Regions from separate parts of the Homo sapiens genome. Here region 1 is linked to region 2. A link is an interaction called in ENCODE POLR2A ChIA-PET data of the cell type or tissue named here. Cell type or tissue: Panc1. All regions are shown on one strand. Links, peaks and the distances in the headings refer to the core of each region. The heading gives the core; the rest is flanking DNA.

Evidence for each region. Peaks named below come from ENCODE experiments on the same cell type or tissue, not always from the same donor. Only the 100,000 strongest peaks of a DNase experiment are listed, where the experiment ranks them.
Region 1: POLR2A ChIA-PET joins it to region 2 with 5 read pairs; 2 of 35 experiments call an interaction of 5 or more read pairs at or near these places.

The regions. Positions count from the first base shown.
Region 1 is chr13:30,993,645-31,003,729 of GRCh38, forward strand. It overlaps LINC01066 (long intergenic non-protein coding RNA 1066), which reads right to left and starts at 2,613. Exons shown (of 2, transcript NR_189306.1): 1 at 2,410-2,613; 2 at 1,518-1,831. In Panc1, for the core only: no CTCF peak of the experiment used is centred there; no DNase peak of the experiment used is centred there.
Region 2 is chr13:30,850,366-30,860,450 of GRCh38, forward strand. No RefSeq gene overlaps it. Among named protein-coding and RNA genes, the nearest start is that of LINC00545, 27 kb to the right of the region's middle. In Panc1, for the core only: no CTCF peak of the experiment used is centred there; no DNase peak of the experiment used is centred there; H3K27ac peaks cover 1,576 bases.

The DNA.
Region 1 (10,085 bases), core at 1,302-9,301, 140 kb after region 2:
CTGGAGAGGAAGAAGTTCTGCTTTGGGAATGTTAGAAACCTCTCCTGTTAACAGATTAGAAATATGAACACTTTCACACTGTTGGTGGGACTGTAAACTAGTTCAACCATTGTGGAAGTCAGTGTAGCGATTCCTCAGGGATCTAGAACTAGAAACACCATTTGACCCAGCCATCCCATTACTGGGTATATACCCAAAGGATTATAAAACATGCTGCTATAAAGACACATGCGCACGTATGTTTATTGCGGCACTATTCACAACAGCAAAGACTTGGAACCAACCCAAATGTCCAACAATGATAGACTGGATTAAGAAAATGTGGCACATATACACCATGGAATACTATGCAGCCATAAAAAATGATGAGTTCATGTCATTTGTAGGGACATGGATGAAGCTGGAAACCATCATTCTCAGCAAACTATCACAGGGACAAAAAACCAAACACCGCATGTTCTCACTCGTGGGTGCGAATTGAACAATGAGAACACATGGACACAGGAAGAGGAACATCACACACCGGGGACTGTTGTGGGGTGGGGGGAGGGGGGAGGGATAGCATTAGGAGATATACCTAATGTTAAATGACGAGTTAATGGGTGCAGCACACCAACATGGAACATGTATACATATGTAACAAACCTGCATGTTATGCACATGTACCCTAAAACTTAAAGTATAATTAAAAAAAGAAAAGAAAAAGCTATTTTCACCAGGCACAGTGGCTCACGACTGTAATCCCAGCACTTTGGGAGGCTGAGGCGGGCGGATCACCTGAGGTCAGGAGTTCCAGACCAGCGTGACCAACATGGAGAAACCCTGTCTCCACTAAAAATACAAAAAAATTAGCCGGGCATGGTGGCACATGCCTGTAATCTCAGCTACTCGGGAGGCTGAGGCAGGAGAATCGCTTGAACCCGGGAGGCGGAGTTTGCAGTGAGCGAAGATCGTGCCATTGCACTCCAGCCTGGGCAATAAGAGCGAAACTCAGTTTCAAAAAAAAAAAAAAAAAGAAAAAAGAAAAAGCTATTTTCAGTCCTTGCTTTTTAAAACTCTCATAGAATTTTTAAAAATTCCATTAGCTTGGATTACAGGCAGAGAGTCGTTTGCTGTAAAAATGGGTAGTATAAGGTAACTGTTTATGTTGTCAAAGAAGCAGTATTTTGCTCTTCAGGAGGAAGGTAGAGGGAGGTCAGTCTTGTTCACTGGGAAGCCTGACCATTTTGCCCACAGCCTGGCATGAACCATGGTGTACAGCAATGTGTCAGGCTCAGTGTGTTTAATGGGCTGTTGCTATGAAATTTTTGTCCCTATAATCAGAGCCTCTGCCTTGATAACTTAATTGCACTTTTAAAAAACTCTTGAATTTGAGTACATCCTGAAAATATCATGAGGGCTTTTGATTAATGTAAAATTAAAGCTCTTTCAGAAGCATTAATTGAATAAAGAGAACACTATTCAAAGAGCTGTAAGGACATCCCAAACCATTTGAAGACACAGACACTACAGTCATTATCTTAAAATCTGGTTAATTAAGGCTCTAAGTGTCATTTCAAACATTTTGACTTCCGGGTACTTTATATTTAAGTTTCTATCTAATTTTCTTGTTCTCTTGACCATTAGGAATCTATTTTTTCTTCTCACATTGAATCTTTTTGTTTCCATGTTAGCAGGAAAATAACTCTAGAATATTTCTGATGCAGTCTTTCAACCCATCTTTCTTACTTGCCAAGTGTTGATGAAATGTCATAATTAAAAGTGATCTGTTTCTTCTGTGGTGACTAAGCTAAAACATGCTCCTTGCTTGGCAGAATAATTTGTTTTTTGACTGTTGAAAGAAACAAATTGTAAACATAATATTAAGTTAGTGTTAAGATTGACAAACCATATACTTAACAGATTGGGTAATTGCTATTTCCCCAAATAAGGTAAAAGAATCCATTAAGTTATGGGTTAACGGTCAAGTGAACAGGTTGACTTGAAACCACAAGTACCATTTAAGATGCTTTTAGCTGAAAGTCATAGAAGACCCATAATGCCTAAACATTTACAAAATTAATTACCTTACAACATAAACTAGGTGGTAGAGAATTCTCCAAAGTTGGCTAATTCAACATGTAATTTAAATAGAATATTCCTCACTGTGTGAGCTTTAGTCCTCACATTCATCCTGGTTGCAAGATTCTGCAGCACCTCCATGCAGAAGCTCCCTCTGAGGCAGGACTGGAACTCTGCTTTCTCCTTTTTTTCACTTTTTAAAAGCAGAGAAACCTTTCCCCAAAAGCCACCCAGTAGACTTCCACCTACATCTGATTGGCCAAAGTTGTGTTAAATGCTTATGACTAAGCCCAAATCAGAGAGGACAGTGGGTTGCCATGCTTGTCTCAGGCCGCTTGATTCACCCACCGAGATGAGAGAGAAACTCCTCCTTTCATGAAGGGCATGACCCCCAACACCTACTCGAAGGCAGAGTTCTGTCAGCCAGGGAAAGATGGGCAGAATGGCTGCTGGGTGGAAAAGCATGTGCTGTGATTTGAATGTGTGTCCCCTCCAAACTCATGTTGAAATGTGATCCCCAGTGTTGGTGGTTGGGCCTGGTGGGAGGTGTCTGGGTCATGGGGGTGGATCCCTCATGAATGGCTTGGTGCAGTTGCCATGGTAATGAGTGAGTTCTCACTCTGCTAGTTCCAATGGGAGCTGGTTGTTTAAAGGAGCCTTGGCACCTCTTCTTCCTCTCTCTCTTGCTCCCTCTTTCACCATGTGACATGCCTGCTCCCCCTTTGCCTTCTGCTATGATTGCAAGCTTCCTGAGGCCTCACCAGAAGCAGATGCCAGCACCACACTTCTCATACAGGCTGCAGAACTGTGAGCCAAATAAACCTCTTTTCTCTATAAATTACCCAGTCTCAGGTATTTCTTTATAGCAACACAGAGTGAGCTAACACAGCATGGCAAGCACCAGTGTCTGCCTGCACAGTCTTCTGGTGTTCCTCCTATCTCTCCAGCTGCTCCCCTGTCAACCCCTTTGCTTAGTCCTCCTCTGCCTCTCCTCTAAATATCCTCCTGGGCCCTCTTCTCTATGAGTGCTCTCTGCTTAGAAAATCTCACCCGGGCTCTAGTCCTGTGGTTTTAAATGGCATCCACATGCTGGCAACCCTCCAAATTGATAGCCTCAGCTCTGACCTCTCCTCTGAGCTCCATATCTGGACACCTAACTGTCCATTTGACATCTCAACGTTCATGTCTCAGAAGCATCTCAAACATGATATATTCCAAACAGAAATTTTTATATTTCCCAAATCAGCAACTCCCCAAGTGTTTCCAGCTTAGAAAATGGCATCTCCATCTGCCCAGTTGTTCAGGACAGATGCCCAGGAGTCAGTCTTGACTCTTACCTTCCCTAATGACACAACTCCACCACTTTTTTTCTGTTCAATCTGTTATCTAGCATGGTGCTCCAAGGGCCCAGCCAACATCAGGTGCTCAATAAATATTTGTTGAAAATTGATTGAATGTACTTGTATAATATGAACCTTGACGGAAGGGTGGAAATGTGGAAGTTAGAAGGAGCATGAGGTTGGCATTCTGGTAAAGGTGTTCATTCTAAGATTAATTGAAGGCAGTGTTTACAATGCATTCTGGGAGGTATAATGCCATTATTCCTCCTCGATTCAAATGTAATCCCACCCATATTTGAACAAGACTTTCATGGGCACTAAAGCAGTGGTGGAGACAGAGTCTTATAATTTACTTGGAGCTTCTCAGATGCACTGGCCTCCAGAATGCACCTGGTGGCAACACCATGTTTGATGACACAGTGCACAGTGAGGACCCAACGTGAGTTGAAATTGTAATGCATGACCTGGATTTCCTCTCAATAAGGCCTGTGATCAGTGACTGCCGAAATGGGGAGCTGAGGGATGTTGTTCTTTTCTTTCCCATTGTCAGTGATACTGATTGCCATGATGTTGAAAAAATGGAAGATTCTATCAGTCAGCTACTGCTGCAAGGCAAGCACCTACAAAATCTTGGTGGCATAGAGCAATAAACATTTATTTCACATGCATCTGCTGCTTGGCTGGAGTGGCTTGTCTAGGCTGGAGTAGGTCTTAGAGCTGTTGATCTGACTGGATTTGCAGGTGGTGACTCCTCCCCATGTGTATTCATCTGGGTCCCAGCTAAAATGACAGCAGCTACCAGAGGCAGACTCTTCTCACAGTGATGACAGGAGGGCAAGTGGAAACTCCTTGAAACCTTTTAAAGCCTAGACTCGCAACTGGCACCCTGCCACTTCTGTCAGTTAGTCAAAGCGAGCTGCAAGACCAAGCCTGGAGTCAAGGGCAGTGCATGATGCCTTTTGTAGGAGGATTCACAGGGTTATAGGGCAAAGAGTATGGATATAAGGAGCAGGAGGAATTGGGGCAATAATTGAGTCCACTGAGTATATACCACACATGGGAGAAGACAAAAGAGAAAGCCTGGACTCAGGTTGAAGTGATGGAGTCCAGGGTGGAGCTGCCTGTCTCTCTATTCCTGGCTGCATCTCACTGTAATTCAGAGTACACCGTATGTTCCCTTTGGAATAGACTACCCGATAGAGTCTCCATCTCTCCCAAATCCATTTGCTATTTATTCAGTAATGCCTGGACTACTTTCCAGGCTGGTGCCCTGGATGTTGATTCCTCTAGTACGGTTGTTATGGGAAACATTTCATTTCACATCTGCTGACACAATTTGCTGTCTCTCTAAAAAAAAAAAGAAGAAGAAGAAAAGGAGAAAGAGAGAGAGGTTCATACTCCAATGGCTGTAAAGGATAAGGAGTAATTTATTCAGAGCTATATACAAATCAGACTATCTTCTTCCAGACAGAATCAATAATATAATTTTAAGCCCACACACATTTACAAACGCCAGCACTCCCGTGCAGCTGGGTTGCCATGGGCAACCAGGGCATGCCAGCTCCTGATCTGAAGCAGGCCGATGTCTCCCAGCCTTGTAAGCACATTCTGCAGACAGAATTCACAGAATTCAAGGGAGCTGAGGATGTTAGTGTTGGCTCTGATCTGACCGCCACACAAATGCATCCCTGTGATGGTTTGGATTAGCTCTTGTCTGAACTGCTTAGCTTTATTTAAACTTCTGTTTGCACAGGACTTCTTCAGTCTCCCTTCTGTGTCTGTGTTTCAGCAGGCTGGAGATGGAGGGGGAGGTGTGTGAAGGACCTGTGGGCAGGGAGGAGAGCAGGTAATGAGAGTTCCACCCACAGCCACTGGTGGTCACAACAGCCAAGGGTGGGGCTCAGGTCCACTGAGGGCAGGCTGGATGCTAAACCAATGGATCTTCCCAATAAGAACTGGGCCCGGTGGATCTTCCCAATAAGAGAGCCTGATGGGGTGTTGGGAGTGGATGTGTGTTGGATGTGAAAACAAGAGCCAGAAACAGGAAGGTAGGAAGGAGAGAAGAGGGTGGTCTGGCAAACACAAACATTGGGAGCAGGTAGGGACAGGCAGGTCCCGGTAAAAGGGCTGGGGATGGGGAGAGTGTGCAGGAATGACCCATGATGGTTGCATTTGGATATGTCAGTACAAACCTAAATGCACTGTCAAAGGAAGCCTGAATTAGAGATTTCCTGGTGAGGAAGTCACTGACCTTCACAAAAACCATGAAAACATTTAATGAAGAATGCAGAAATTTTTTTTTTAATTAAGTAGTATGATAAAATCATGTGACCTGTCCCTACCCAACTGGACCTAGTCTTGGTCAGACACAAAGAGGAACAGATGGATAGAGAGGCCTGGGCTGTATCCCACACCCACCACTGAACCAGCATAGCCTCGACCTGTAACAGAGGCTTCGACCTCCGTGTACACATCTGCTGCAATGGAGAGGTGCCTTGTGGGGGAACAACTGAGCAAAAGGACTTAGGGGAGACTGGGCTGGTGAGGGGACCTGTAAGCCTGGGGTTTGTGTGAGTTGGGGTCGGGGGAGACTTATCAGAAAAGTCTTTAAAGTGCAGCAGAAAAATTGCAGGAAGCACTTGGAGATCACCTGGTCCAACCACCTCATTTTACAGACAAGAAAGTTCAGATCACAAAAGTTAAATAATTTGCCCGAGGTCAGAAAACCCGAGAGAGGCAGGTGGAAGGCAGTGGGGCTGTACTGACCATGGGGCAGGGGGAAGCCCCAGGCTCCAAGCAGAGGGTGGCACAAGGAAAGGAAGGGTCAGGAAAGTAGATCTGGGATCTAGAAGGATCACGGAGAATGGCAAAAGTTAGGGGGCCCCAGAAACCACTGCTGTTGGGGGTCACAGTGACAGCGGACAACAGGAGGACACTGGCTAATGACATGGCCCTGGGCAGATAAAGGGGATGAGGGTGAGAAAGAGTAAAATCATGGCTGGACTTCTGAGTGTCGGCAGCAGGTCAGATGGTGCTTCTGTTTCCAGGAGAGTGAGGAACGGGAGAGTAAAAGATGACTCTGTTTGGGAGGCTGGGCAGCTGGTTATATGGTGGGATCGTTCCTAGGGAATGAGTCTGCAGCAGCTCCCAGCATGCTGAAGATGGAGGAGCCAGTCAGACAACCGGGGGAGAAATCCTGCCTCCAGGGAAGGCTACCCTGCACCTTTAGGATCAGTGGGACCCCCACCCACCACGCCTCACTCATGTGAGGGCAAGCTCCACTGTCTCTGGCTCCAGGGCTTGTCTCTGACTCTTATCTCCCTCGTTCCTAAATCCTCTGGCTTCCTATTTTCCAGTATAGACCCCCAAGTTCTGATCTTCTTCTATTAATCTGTGGGCACAATCACCTCTGAAGTACTAATCTCGACCATTGCCATCAGATGCCTGATTCCTTGTGCACACAGACATCAATGACACCAACATTTCTGCATGAGGACAAGACACGCTTTCCCACTGTCTGTCCTGAGGGACCCCTTTTCTGAGTAACCTCACCCTGCTGCAATGGTGCCTCCCATAGCTCTCCTGAGCTCCAGACCTTTATTGCTAATTTCCTGGTAAGCCTCTTTACCCAGATATCTCAAAAGGGGCTTTGATGACTCCAGCAGAATCAATTATCTTAAACTCCATTTCTTTTCTCCTTTTCTCATAGCCTCTTCCCACTGTGCCAGTCAGAACCCTGGAGCCATCCTTCCTCTCCCCAAGCCCTGCAGTCACTGCTGCTGCTTGTCTCCATCCCCACTGTCCTGCCTTGCTGCAGGTCCACTGCACTTCCATCCTGGGCTGCTGCAAAGGATCTCCTTCACTTCCAATCTCTCCATGCTACAGGGAAAATGGTCTTTCTCCGAAGCCTTGCTGAGATGACTCTTCATTTTCTTAGGAATGATGAAATCCAACCTCCTTAATATGACCTGCACTTTCCTTCAGGATCCCACCTCTACACATTTTTTGGCCTTATCTCTTTCCTTTTCCTGGCTGGTGCCAGAATTTCCTCATGCTTAATCACTAGCAGCGCCATGACTACATCCAGCATCCAGCTCATTGTTGCTTCTGCACGGTTGTACTTGTTCTGTCTGTTCCTGGAAGAACAGCCCCTCTTGTCTGCCTGAAAAACTAATACTTACCCTTCCAATGGCTTCTCCTTTGGGAAGCACCTCCCCACCCAACCTTGGCAGCCAGAGTTAACGGCTTCCTCTCCGTGTTGTTGAAGAGCCCCAAGGACACCCTCTGACATGGCACTTACTGTGGTATAAAATTGTTGGCTCGCCTCTCTGTCCTTGGTTTTGTCTTCACTGTCTCAGCAGCTAGCATGTTGTCTGGTGTAGGGTACGTTTTTAACAAATGCTGGTCAAAGTAAGATGATGGAGGAAGAAATGAGTGATGAGTTCCAGCAGTGCTCCCTCACTGTGCCCGCTCCCATTCTGAAGGAGCTGCTTTCAGTGTTGAACAGAGGCTGACTCCCAAGTAAACCACCCCCTGCAGACTAGCTGCAGCTTTGCGGGTACAGATTCTGCTAAGCTGGGATAGCAACAGTATTTAGAACCAGAAGGAAACCTAGGGATTCCTTAGCACACCTTCTAATTTTAGGAGCAAGGCTCAGAGAGTGAGGCAGCATGGCCAAGGTCACATGACTGGATAGTTAGAAAGCCACTTCAGCCAGGTACAATGACTCACACCTCTAATCCTAGCACTTTGAGAGGCTGAAGCCAAGTGGATTGCTGGAGCCCAGGAGTTCAAGGCCAGCCTGAGCAATATAGTGAGACCTTATCTCTACAGAAGATTTAAAAACTAGCCAGGCATGGTGGTGCATGCCTGTGGCCCTAGCTACTTGGGGGAGCTGAGCTTGAGCCCGGGAGGTCAAGGCTGAAAGGAGCTGGAATCACGTAACTCCACTCCAGTCTGGGAATACAATGAGATCATATCTCAAAAAAAAAAAAAAAGAAAGAAAGAAAGCCACTTGAACACAGAGCTGACCTAAAGTTCCTTGGTCTTTTTCCTGCAAACATTCTGCTTGCTACAAATGGATGGGCTAATTCTTTCATTTAAACAACACTTTTTTTTTTTTTTGGCTACAAAATAAGTGTTCATTATAGAAAATTATAAATTGATTGTTTAGGCTCACTGTAGAAAATAAAGAGAAAAGCAAAGAGAAGAAGATAGGAATCATGTGTGGACATTCCACCAGAAAGACAATTAGTTCCTTCTATTTTGGCTTTTTGGATTGCAAGGAACAGAATCCCCTGGAGTTGACTCAAGCCAAAAGGCTTCGTGGTAGGGACGCAGGTGGAATAACAAAAAATCTCACAGAAATCTTAGAGCAAGAAGCTGTCTCAGGGCTGGTCCTTATTAAGCTGGAGGGAGAGTGGCTTTGGATTCAAAGGATATTCAGGGACCCAAGAACAAATAGCTCAAAATTTTTACCCTGGAACCCCACTGTTTATACAACTCAGCTCACTCCACATGCCTGCTTCTTTCGGTCCCGCCAGGATACTTTGCAAATGTGCTAGTTTAAACACCGAGAGAGACTCTCACTGGTCCAGCCCATCTTTTCAATAGTCCTCGGATTGATGGACATCCTTTATACTATGCCCAATCAGCTGTGAGCTAGAGCGTCAAGGGCTTGTGGCCAGCCTCTTGTAGGATAGTAGGAGGCTGTCCTGGCCTCGATGATAATAATGATAATAGTCAACATGCATGGAGCACCTGCTACATGCCTTGCACTACTCTAAACACTGCCCACACGTTATAACATTAGCTTTCCTTTTCGCTCTATGAGGCAGGCACTGTGATGATCACCACTTGACAGTTGGGGAAATTAAATATCGTAAGCTGTACAGCTGTAGCTCTATACTTGACTGCCCTAGCTAAAAAGGTGATGCATCCATAACGCTCCCATCTCCTATCCTTCTCTCCCCCATCAGTCCCCTTCCTGCCAAGTCCCAGTGCTCTCACTTTGGTTGCCCCAAGTACTTCGCTTAAGTGCTCCACGCTCCAGAATCATCTCTACTCCCTCTCCCCTCTCCCATCCACCCAAATCCTGCTTCACTCAGTTCACCCCGTCTCTCCACCTTCCCTTTACCTGACCCCAGAGAAGCTTGGTTTGGCCTTTCGGAGTGTAGGGCCTGCCGTTAGTAGAGGATTCTTTCCTCTAGGGTAGACTCTGTGTTCTTTGGACACAGTGAAATTAAATACCAGGGCACCGGGCCGGGCATGGTGGCTCACTCCTGTAATCCCAGCACTTTGGGAGGCCGAGGTGGGCGGATCATGAGGTCAAAAGATCAACACCATCCTGGCCAACATGGTGAAACCCCATCTCTACTAAAAAATACAAAAATTAGCTGGGCACGGTGGCGCATGCCTGTAGCCCCAGCTACTTGGGAGGCTGAAGCAGGAGAATCGCTTGAACCCGGGAGGCGGAGCTTGCAGTTAGCTGACATGGCGCCACTGCACTCCAGCCTGGTGACAGAGCGAGACTCCGTTTCAAAAAAAAAAAAAAAAAAAAATCAGGGCTCCAAGAGTGAGAGTGTCCTTTTTTTTTTTTTTTGAGACGGAGTCTCGCTCTGTCGCCCAGGCTGGAGTGCAGTGGCGTGATCCAGGCTCACTGCAAGCTCCGCCTCCCGGGTTCAC
Region 2 (10,085 bases), core at 1,141-9,140:
CATGTCGCTGCAAAGGACATGGTTTCATCCTTTTTTATGGCTGTGTAGTATTCCATGGTGTATATGTACCACATTTTCTTTATCCAGTCTACCAGTGATGGGCACCTGAGTTGATTCCATGTTTTTGCTATTGTGAACAGTAGTAGGATGAACATATGAGTGCAAATGTCTTTTTGGGAGAAGGATGTATTTTCTTTTGGGTATATACCCAGTCATGGGATTGCCAGGTTGAATGATAGTTCTATTTTTAATTCTTTGAGGAATGTCCAAACTGCTTTCCACAGGGGCTGAAATAAGTTACATTCCCACCAACAGTGTATGAGTTATTCCCTTAACAACCTCACCAACATCTGTTATTTTTTTACTTTTTAGCAATAGCCATTCTGACTGGTGCGAGGTGGTATCTCATTGTGGTTTTGTGTCTAATCATCTCTCTGATGATTAGTGATGTTGAGCATTTTTTCATGTGTTTGTTGGTTGCATGTATGTCTTCTTTTGAGAATTGTCTTTTCATGTACTTTGCCCACTTTATAACCAAGTTAGCTTATTGGTTTGTTTAAGTTTCTTATAGTTTCTGGGTACTAATCCTTTGCTGGATGCATAGTTTAGAAATATTTTCTCCCATTCTGCAGTTTGTCTGTTTGCTCTGTCAATAGTTTCTTTTGCTGTGCAGAGGCTCTCAGAAAGCAAGCTTGATGAGGTCACACAGCCTTGTCTCTTTGTTCAGTGCTGTAGATCCTCAGCTACAAGAAGAGTGCCTGGTATATAAAAGACATTCAATAAATACATGTCAATCAAATTATTATTATTATTATTTTATTCCTGCTGTCCAGATAGCACTGGACCAAGTCCCCTCAAAACAAAACAAAAATGAAAAATGAAAACCAAAAAAACAACAAAAAACCCTGTCTTGTTCCATTCAGGCTACTATAACAAAATATCTTGGGCTGGGTAACTTACAAATAGCAGAAATTGTTGTCCACAGTTCTGGAGGCCGAGAAGTCCAAGATCAAGGCACTGGAAGATTCATGTATAATGAGGAGGGTTCCTCGTGGTTGGTGCCTCTATGTGTCCTCACAGGGTGGGAGAAAAGGAGCAAATAGGCTCTCTCAAGCTATGAATAAGGGCATTCATCCCATGCATGAGGATGGAGCCCTCATGATCTAATCACCTCCCAAAGACCTCACGTCTTAATACTATCACATTGGGGATTAAGTTTCAACATGAATTTGGGGGGAAAAACATGCATTCAGATCATAGGATGCCCTCCCCCTTCCCCCCAAAAAAACAATTGGCAGGTCCTCTGCCATCCCACAGGCATTCAGTGATTTCTCTGTAAATTGAGTTTCTGTACTTTCATTTAAAAGCAAAAGCTTGCTTCTGTCTGATATAGTTCTACGGTGTGTGCTGGGTCAGTTGTTGAGAGTTGAGGCAGAATGTAAAATCCTGAGCAGAGACTGTGTGGGGAGACAAATTACAAGGTGCAGCTGGATGGCCAGGCTCAACTGCCTCAGTCTTGCATACAGAGCATGTTTTAACGTCGTCTCCAGTTTCATTTCTCTGTTCTACTCTTAGGTCTATTCCCCAGACCAAGCCTGAGTCCTGGTTGCTCAGCGGGGCTGCCCAGGTTGGGAGGAGCCTTACACCCATCTGGTTGCTCCAGATCTTGGTCCTGAGTTAGGACCACCTTAGACCCGTCTGGTTTCTCCAGATCTTGGTCCTGAGTTAGGACCACCTTAGACCCGTCTGGTTTCTCCAGATCTTGGTCCTGAGTTAGGACCACCTTAGACCCGTCTGGTTTCTCCAGATCTTGGTCCTGAGTTAGGACCACCTTAGACCCGTCTGGTTTCTCCAGATCTTGGTCCTGAGTTAGGACCACCTTAGACCCGTCTGGTTTCTCCAGATCTTGGTCCTGAGTTAGGACCACCTTAGACCCGTCTGGTTTCTCCAGATCTTGGTCCTGAGTTAGGACCACCTTAGACCCGTCTGGTTTCTCCAGATCTTGGTCCTGAGTTAGGACCAGACTCTTGTCAGGTAGCCCTTTGGCTTCCCGAGAGAGAACGTTCTTGGTCTCCCACTCACAAGGCGTACCCCCAACTTAATACCTTTCCTGGATTCTTTCTATCCCCTTGGTGGTGACTTGTTTTCAAGCATTCCTAACTGCATGTTCTAACATTCTCTAATTAATGATGATGAGGCTTCCCTGGCTGCAATCAGATCATGTTCATTTTTTATTTCGCTTCCTTAGTGAATCAGCTTCCTCGTGTCTTTTTCTCCATGTCCTATCTCAGACAGATACATACTGAGGTAGTATTTTGGGATCAATTTCTCTGTAGAATATGCATAGGGTTTTCCCTGTCTTTACTTTTGTTGTGAGTCATCTCCCACAACGTTCTAGCCATAATGTCCAACTAAAAGTGCTGTCTTTTTCTATGTATTTATTTATTTGTGGCAAGAGCACCTGCCGCAAGATCTATCCTCTTAACAGTTTTAAGTGCACAATACAGTATTGTTAACTGTAGACACAGTGCTGTACAGCAGATCTCTAGAACTTATTCATCTCGCACAGCTAACACTTTATACCCATCGAAAGTCAACTCTCCATTCCCCCTCCCCCCAGCCCTTGATAACTACTCTTCTACTCTCTGTTGCCATGAGTTTGACTATTTCAGATATCCCATATAAGTGGAATCATGCAAAGGATTTGAATAGACATTTCTCCAAAGAAGACATGCAAATGGCCAACAGTCGTATGAGAAAATAATCAACACTGCTAAACATCAGGGAAATGCAAGTCAAAGCCACAATGAGAAAGGCTAATTCCTTGACTCTATAAAATGACACATTGTTTTTCTAATAAATTTCCATTTTCTTTAACTTTGCTTGAGTTGGGTTCTACCACTTACAATAATAATAACACCAATAATTTAATTAAACTAAGTGCTTAATATGTGCCAGGTACTTCATATTTAGATAACTTTCAATCCTAGAGTAATCCACTTTACAGATAAAGAAATGGAAGCATGAAAAGAGAGGTTAAGAAACTTGCCCAAGTCACTTGGCCAGTAAGCAGTAGAGGCAGGATTTGAATATGCAATCTGATGCCAAGGCCTACATCCTCAACCACAGTGATGTAGACCCTCTCCCAAAAGGAGCATGGTGTCTCTCCTGTGGGCAGCCTCTCAGCATCTCTCCTTTAGGACGGATTCTCACAGGTGTAACTTGTATCTGATCTTAACCATACAGGAACAATACAGAATAAGGGCAGGCATCATTTGTTCCCCAAGAATATCTTTGAGTTCTAGATGAAAACATAGAGAAGGAGAGAAACTCCATGAACAAACTTGTGCCACCATGATTACGCCTATTGTTTCAGATGCATTTCTTTTAAAATGATAGGACACTAGCCTGCCTCAAAGTCCTATTAAAGGCAAATCCAGAAGTAAAATAGCTTCGGTTATACCTGTGGTTTGACATACCTCAGCTTCTCTGGTCCCTAGCCCTCTCTTCCATCAGCCAAAAGCTTCTGTAGCATGGAAAATACCAGGGAAAAAAAGAATTCCACTAGACAGGAAGAGAAAGGCATTAGCTGTCATTTAAGGGAATTGAAGAATTAGGTCCCATGAGAATGCTAGTAAAAGTCTTGGTTAAAAATAAAAACATTTATCTTGGTACTAATAGATAGAGGGGTGGGCCTGAAACTCACCTAAGTGTCTGAATAAAGATGAGCATTTTCCTGGCAGGAGACACAGAATTCTTTATTGATAGTTATCTGTGGCAGCAAAGTTTGTGCTGCCTCCAGCCAGCCCAGAGAGAGGGCTTTTGGAGACACAAATGGTCAGGGGCTGGCTTAGAGGGGACTGGGCATTGAGACTAGAGACGTAAGCTAGGTAGGATGGCAGTGTATTATCAATCTTGCTCATGGTCAGTGAGCAATTAGATGTACTTTAGCTGATTATAGCAGATGCTCAATTTTTTTCACTTTTTCAGAGATAGGGTCTTGCTATGTTGCCCAGGCTGGCCTCAAACTCCTGGCCTCAAACAATCCCTTCACCTCAATCTCCCGAGGAGCTAGGATTACAGGCGCCACCTCATCTGGCCCTCAAATAGTTTTGAATACCTTAAAAATAAAAATCGCTTCAATGTATTGAGCACTCGCTATGACAAGGACTGAGCTGAGTGTTTTGCTTATCTAAATGCCTCTCCCAAAAGGGAGATGCGTCGACCATCCTTCTGCAATGGTCAGTTTGACGTGTCCACTTGGCTAGAGTATTACCACCCAGTTATGGAGTCAAATATTATCTAGGTGTTGCTGTGGAAATGTGGTTTGTAGATGTGGTTAACATCTACCATCAGTTGATTTTAAGTAAGGGGGATTAAAAGGGTGGGCCTCAGCCATCAAGTGAAAGGCCTTATGAGCAAAACCCAACGTTTCTCATAGGAGAAGAAATTCTCCCTCAAGGCTGCAGTATCAACTCCTGCCTGAGTGTCCAGCCTGCAGGCCTGCCCTATAGACTGCAGTCTTGCTAGGCCCCATAATCTTTTTTCCTTTCTTTTTTTTTTTTTAGACAGAGTTTTGCTCTCGTTGCCCAGGCTCACTGCAACCTCCGCCTCCCAGGTTCAAGCAATATTCCTGCCTCAGTCTCCCAAGTAGCTGGGATTACAGGCATGCGCCACCACGCCCGGCTAATTTTGTATTTTTGGCAGAGATGTGGTTTCACCATGGTGGTCAGGCTGGTCTCGAACTTCTGACCTCAGGTGATCCGCCGGCCTTGGCCTCCCAAAGTGCTGGGATCACAGACGTGAACCACCGCACCTGGCCTTAGGCCCCATAATCTTGTGAGCCAATTCCTTAAAACCAATTTCTTATATATAAAAGACACACACACACACACACACACACACACACACACACACTCCTCCTATTGGCTCTGTTTTTTTTGGAGAACCCTGACTGATATATCTTCTAACAATCCTATAATTATTTTCATTTTGCAATTGAGGAATTTGAGCCTCAGAGATGTTAGGAGACTTGTTCACAATCACACAGCTAGTAAAAGGTAGGGCTATGCCAGTTTCTAAGATCTGTACTTTTTAATGTCACAATACATGGACTCATGAGGATAGCTGAAATCCAAGAAGCCCAGCCAGGGCGTTGTGGAGAAATGAGTGCTCAAATACATGTCACCTCTGCCGTCATCTGCAGAAAAGTTCCCAGGAGTCTGGGTTGATGTACAAGTAAAATTCTTGAAGTACAGTTCTCAGAGAACCAGCTTCTTCACAACCTTGACATCACTAACAACCCATTGCTGGCCTGCTGCTGTGCTGGCACCCTCGGCTTTTCTCACCCAAGCTAATCGTGTGTGCATTCTGGCTGCCTGGGCTGCCTGCCTCTCTGTGAGTACCTGGGCCACGGTGCTGCATGGCTGCTGGGTGCTTCAGTGTAAGAGTTGCCTGGTCTGCCTCCTGCATTTCAGTCTAGAAGACAGACCATGTGTAATCTTGCTCACCAGCAGATTCCAAGCATGCAGCTCAGAGCTAGCCACATAGTCTACTTCATCAAACTGTGCAGAAGGAAGGCATGAATGGCTGCTGTGACATTTCCACTTTGCAGGTTGATTTGAACTTTGTCTCCATCCTACATTTTTTCAAAGGTTCTTAAAAGAGGCCAATAGCCCCATGACCTGAAGTCATTACAAATCTAGAGCTTGGATCTCAGCTGCAGGATTAGCTGCCAATGAATGAATGGACAGCCTGCTGCCTGTTATCAGCGAAGTGCCCAGTGCCTTCTTGTGCTGGCCAGGAAGACACAGCTTGAGAACATCACCGTCACTCCTGGGTGGTCTCCTCACAGGAAGTCCACGCTCACACCATGCCCCTTGGAGCATGCTGTCAGAATCAATAAGCTAGAGATGAATTTGCAAAGACCTGTCATTTCACGTGTAACAGGAGCAAACCTTTAGGAAATGAGCATTCCTTTAGATTCAGTAGACATCCGCAGGACAGGCAGAAACTGGCATTTAGGATAAATTGAGCTGGGCTAGAAAGGGCTGGGGAGAGCCAGATGTTTATCACGTGAATGTCAGGCTGTCACCCTGAAACAGCTGGGGAATTCTCACTGAGCTGAGTGATCTGGTGTAACATGTAAAATCATGATAGAAATAAAAAGAATCCTGGCTTGGGATTGGATGATCTAGACAAGTCCTGAAACCTTCCAGGCCTTCATTTCATTATCAGGGTAATCGGTCATCAGTGACATCCCTGGATTTTTGAGATAGGATTGCCTCGAACCTCTGCTTCTACAGCTTCAAGGTCTAAAGTCCTTGCTGCATTTGTGCAAAGCCCTGGAAGCTTCACTCTCGGCTCCCTCCTTCTCTCCCTTCTTGTGGGTGCTGCCTCCCTTTCACTGGGCACCAAACTAGACCCAAAACTCAGCACCTTTGCTTGTTTCCTCTCATGGAATCCATCCACTCTTGTAAAAATCTGCAAACCACAAGGTGAGTATCCCAGCTAGGCAAAGGGCTTCATCGTGTCTGGGTGGTGAGTATATGGGGCCCACAGCTGGCCTCCAGGCACTGCTGCGGTGTCTTTGAGTCCCACAGCCTCACACTGATGCCACCCCCACCTCCGCCAATCTCCAGCACCACACCTGAGACCCTTGAACTCCTGATGTGCCTGAAACCAGAGAAGTTCCTCACCACCCTCTTGTCTTACACCCTGCATGGGGCACCAGGATCCCTTCTTTGTGTGCTCACATCTCTGAGAGGGTTTGGCTAAACAATCAGTCCACTGAGATGCTGGCCTGGGGACAAACCTGCTGTCCACTGCCAGGCCATGTGGAGGAGCTCGCCTGCCTCTGACCACAGAGCCATGCAGGACCCATCTGGCTTCCTCTTCTCCTGCAGGGTTTTTTCTCTCGAGGTTCCTCAGTGGCTTGGTGAATGCAGCTATGGTTATGGTCCTGTTCTCCAGACAAGTGGATGAATCGGGAGTGGATGTAGCTAAAGGTTGAGCAGCGATCTCCACTGTGAAGGAACAAGTGAGTTCTGTATGCTTGAACATCAGGAAGCCTGATTCATGTGCGTTCCAGAACACACCAGCCAGTGATCTTAGGCAAGTCACTCACTTTGCTGAGCCTCAGTTTCCACTTAAAATGGCCATAAGGGCATGTTTTCTATTTATTTCACAGTTTGTATGAAGCGCAAATGAGCACACATGTGTGAAAGAACATAATTTATTTTGCACACAGTCTTCATATAGGGTGTTACAAAAACACAAAACATACAAAAGGAGCCTATCTCTAAATTTTCAGATTGGAGATTCTCCCCCGATGTCTGCCTGGAACAAAGGTATGTTGGGGATGAGCTCTAATTTTGCCCCTTTTATTGAGGGAGAGTCAGAATAAAATTCCAAACTTGCCCACATAGGCAGGAAGCTGAAAGCATTCCTTAACGCTGTCAGTGCTCGGTCAGATTCTCATCAAAAAAGCGTTTAAGCAGCATGACTGAGTTTTAGGTGGTTTTCTAAGGTTGAGATGACATGCACCTGATGTTGAGTTTCTGCAGCTTTTTGTCATGATGGCAATGTCCTTCCTTGCTGAGCCGAGGCTGTGTGTCTGGGGAGCAGTGTCGTGCAGGTAGCCTCACAGTTTACCACTTCAACCAACCCATGTAATGTAGTCAGACAAGCAACAGGAGGGTTGCCTGAGCTTCCCCCTGAGTTGGGGTATCACCCTGGCGTCCATGGGCCCGTTGTTGTTCCTGACTTCCCCATGCATGCTGATTCCTTCTCAGATTTCTCAGCTAGGTCTGTCTCCTGAGCCCTTGCATTTCCCTCGGCACTGTCTGTGAGCACAGTGGTTCTACTTAGTCTATGTTTCTTTATCTTTGGTGTGTTCTGTTCCCTCAATTCTTAGGACAGGAAATCAAGATTTGGTTTAGCAGTGTTAAGTATGAGATGTTCTTTAGGCATCCAAGCTAAGTAGGCAGTTAAATATAGTATTACTGATTTACTGCTGTGTAACAAATTATTCCTAAACTCAGTGGCTTAAAACAACAAATAATATCTTACAGTTTCTGTAGGGGAAGCCATCTGAGTGTGGCTTAGCTGGGTCTTACCTTTAGGTCCATTCCCCAGACTGAGCCAGCACTGATGGCTCAGCTTATCTGCTTAGGAGTTAGCTGCAACCTGTTTGGTTCAGGGTATCTCACAGACTGAACTTGAGGAGCTGTGATCTTATCTGAAGGTTCTTCTGGGGCGGATCTGTTTCTGAGCTCATGCATGTGGCTATTGGCAGGATTGGGTTCCTCCTAGGCTGTTGGACTGAGGGCCTCAGGCCCTCGCTAGCTGTTGGCTGGAGGCTGTCCCCAGTTCCTTGGCATGCGAGACTCTCCCCAGAGTGGCTCACAGCGCAGTAGCCGACCTTCATGAGAGTGAGCAAGTGGGAGAGCAAGAGAGGGCCAGCAAGACAGAGGCCTAATCTCGGAAGCAATCCAGCCCACCCTCAGGAAGCAGTGTGAACACCAGGCAGTGAGGAAGATGGGAGTCATCTCAGGGGCCGCCTAGCACAGCACACAAGCCTGACGTTCTGGGGAGGTGGCTGGGCTCTGAACAGACATTGGCAAGCTGTCAGGTCACCTAGAGGTGCAATAACAGGAGTGAATGTCCAAAGAAAAGAGGTCCTTGGCCTGAGCCCTGGATCCTCCAGCCTTTAGGAATAGGAATCCTGGAAGGAACAAACAATGGAGTGAGAGAAGGAGGGTCAGGGAGGTCTGACAGCTAGTACTGGCTGAGGCTAATTAGAAATGACCACTAAGAAATGGAAATTGAAGTGAAGGGATTGGGAAAACAGACCACAATTCTTCAAGAGGTTGCCTACTAAAAAGAGGAGCCCTTTCCCAATCTTCAGAACTCAGCAGACCTCTCCTCTTCCCTCCTCCACCCTGGCACAGTAAACAATGGACCTATCAGGTGGCCATCCTGTCCTCCTGCGTCTCCTCTTAACTTAAGGCTGGCAGGGGAGTCCTAAACTTCTGGGAAATGGGGAAGAACCTTGAGGGAGGTCAGGCAGTACAAACCAGGAAGCATCTGCAGGAGAGAGAAAGGTTAGCGGCTCCAGCAAATCATTTCCCCAGGATTTTGATCAGTGTGTTTAGGCCCCAGCAGGCAGAACCGGCTGGCTGAGTCAGCACCAGCACACTGTGGAGCAAACAGCCTGACTTTTCTCTGAGTTCCCCCAGAGCTAAACTGCCGGCCAGGCAGTCAAATGAGAAAAGGTGCAATTGAGCAAATAGAAACAAAGAAGAGAAATAACGACAGCCAGGCTAGTGAATTAGCAGCAGCAGTGTGTGGTCTGTTTCCTGTCTTCCAAGACATTCCCTGGGCTTTAGTATACTAGGCGTTCACTCATTCGTTCATTTATTCAGTAAATTCATTCACTGAGCATCTGAGTGCCTCAAGTCCATCGTAGGTGCTGAAAGAGCATGGTAAGCAGAAGTCAACAATGGCCTTGTCCTCAAGGAACTTACAGTCTAGAAAGGGAGACAGCTGTGAATCCATGGTCACATGGATACATAAAAATTAGATTAGTGGGCAGGGTGCGGTGGCTCATGTGTGTAATCTCAGCACTTTGGGAGGACGAGGTGGGCAAATCACCTGAGGTCGGGAGTTCGAGACCAGCCTGACCAACATAGAGAAACCCTATCTCTACTAAAAATACAAAATTAGCTGGGCATGCTGGCACATGACTGTAATCCCAGCTACTCGGGAGGCTGAGGCAGGAGAATCACTTGAACCCAGGAGGCAGAGGTTGTGGTGAGCCGAGATCGCGCCATTGCACTCCAGCCTGGGCAACAAGAGCGAAACTCCATATGAAAAAAAAAATAGACTAGTGGTAACTGACAAAGACTCTTTCCTTGACCAAGCTGGTCAGGTTCCTCTCAGCACTCTTCCCAACTAGGCCCAAGCTTTGAGCTTGGCTCCTGTTCTGTACTTATGGTGCCTACATGACCCAGTCTTTGCAAAAATCAGTTTAGCAAGAATAAGTCAGTTTAGTAAGAATGCCCCATCCTTGATATCTGATCACT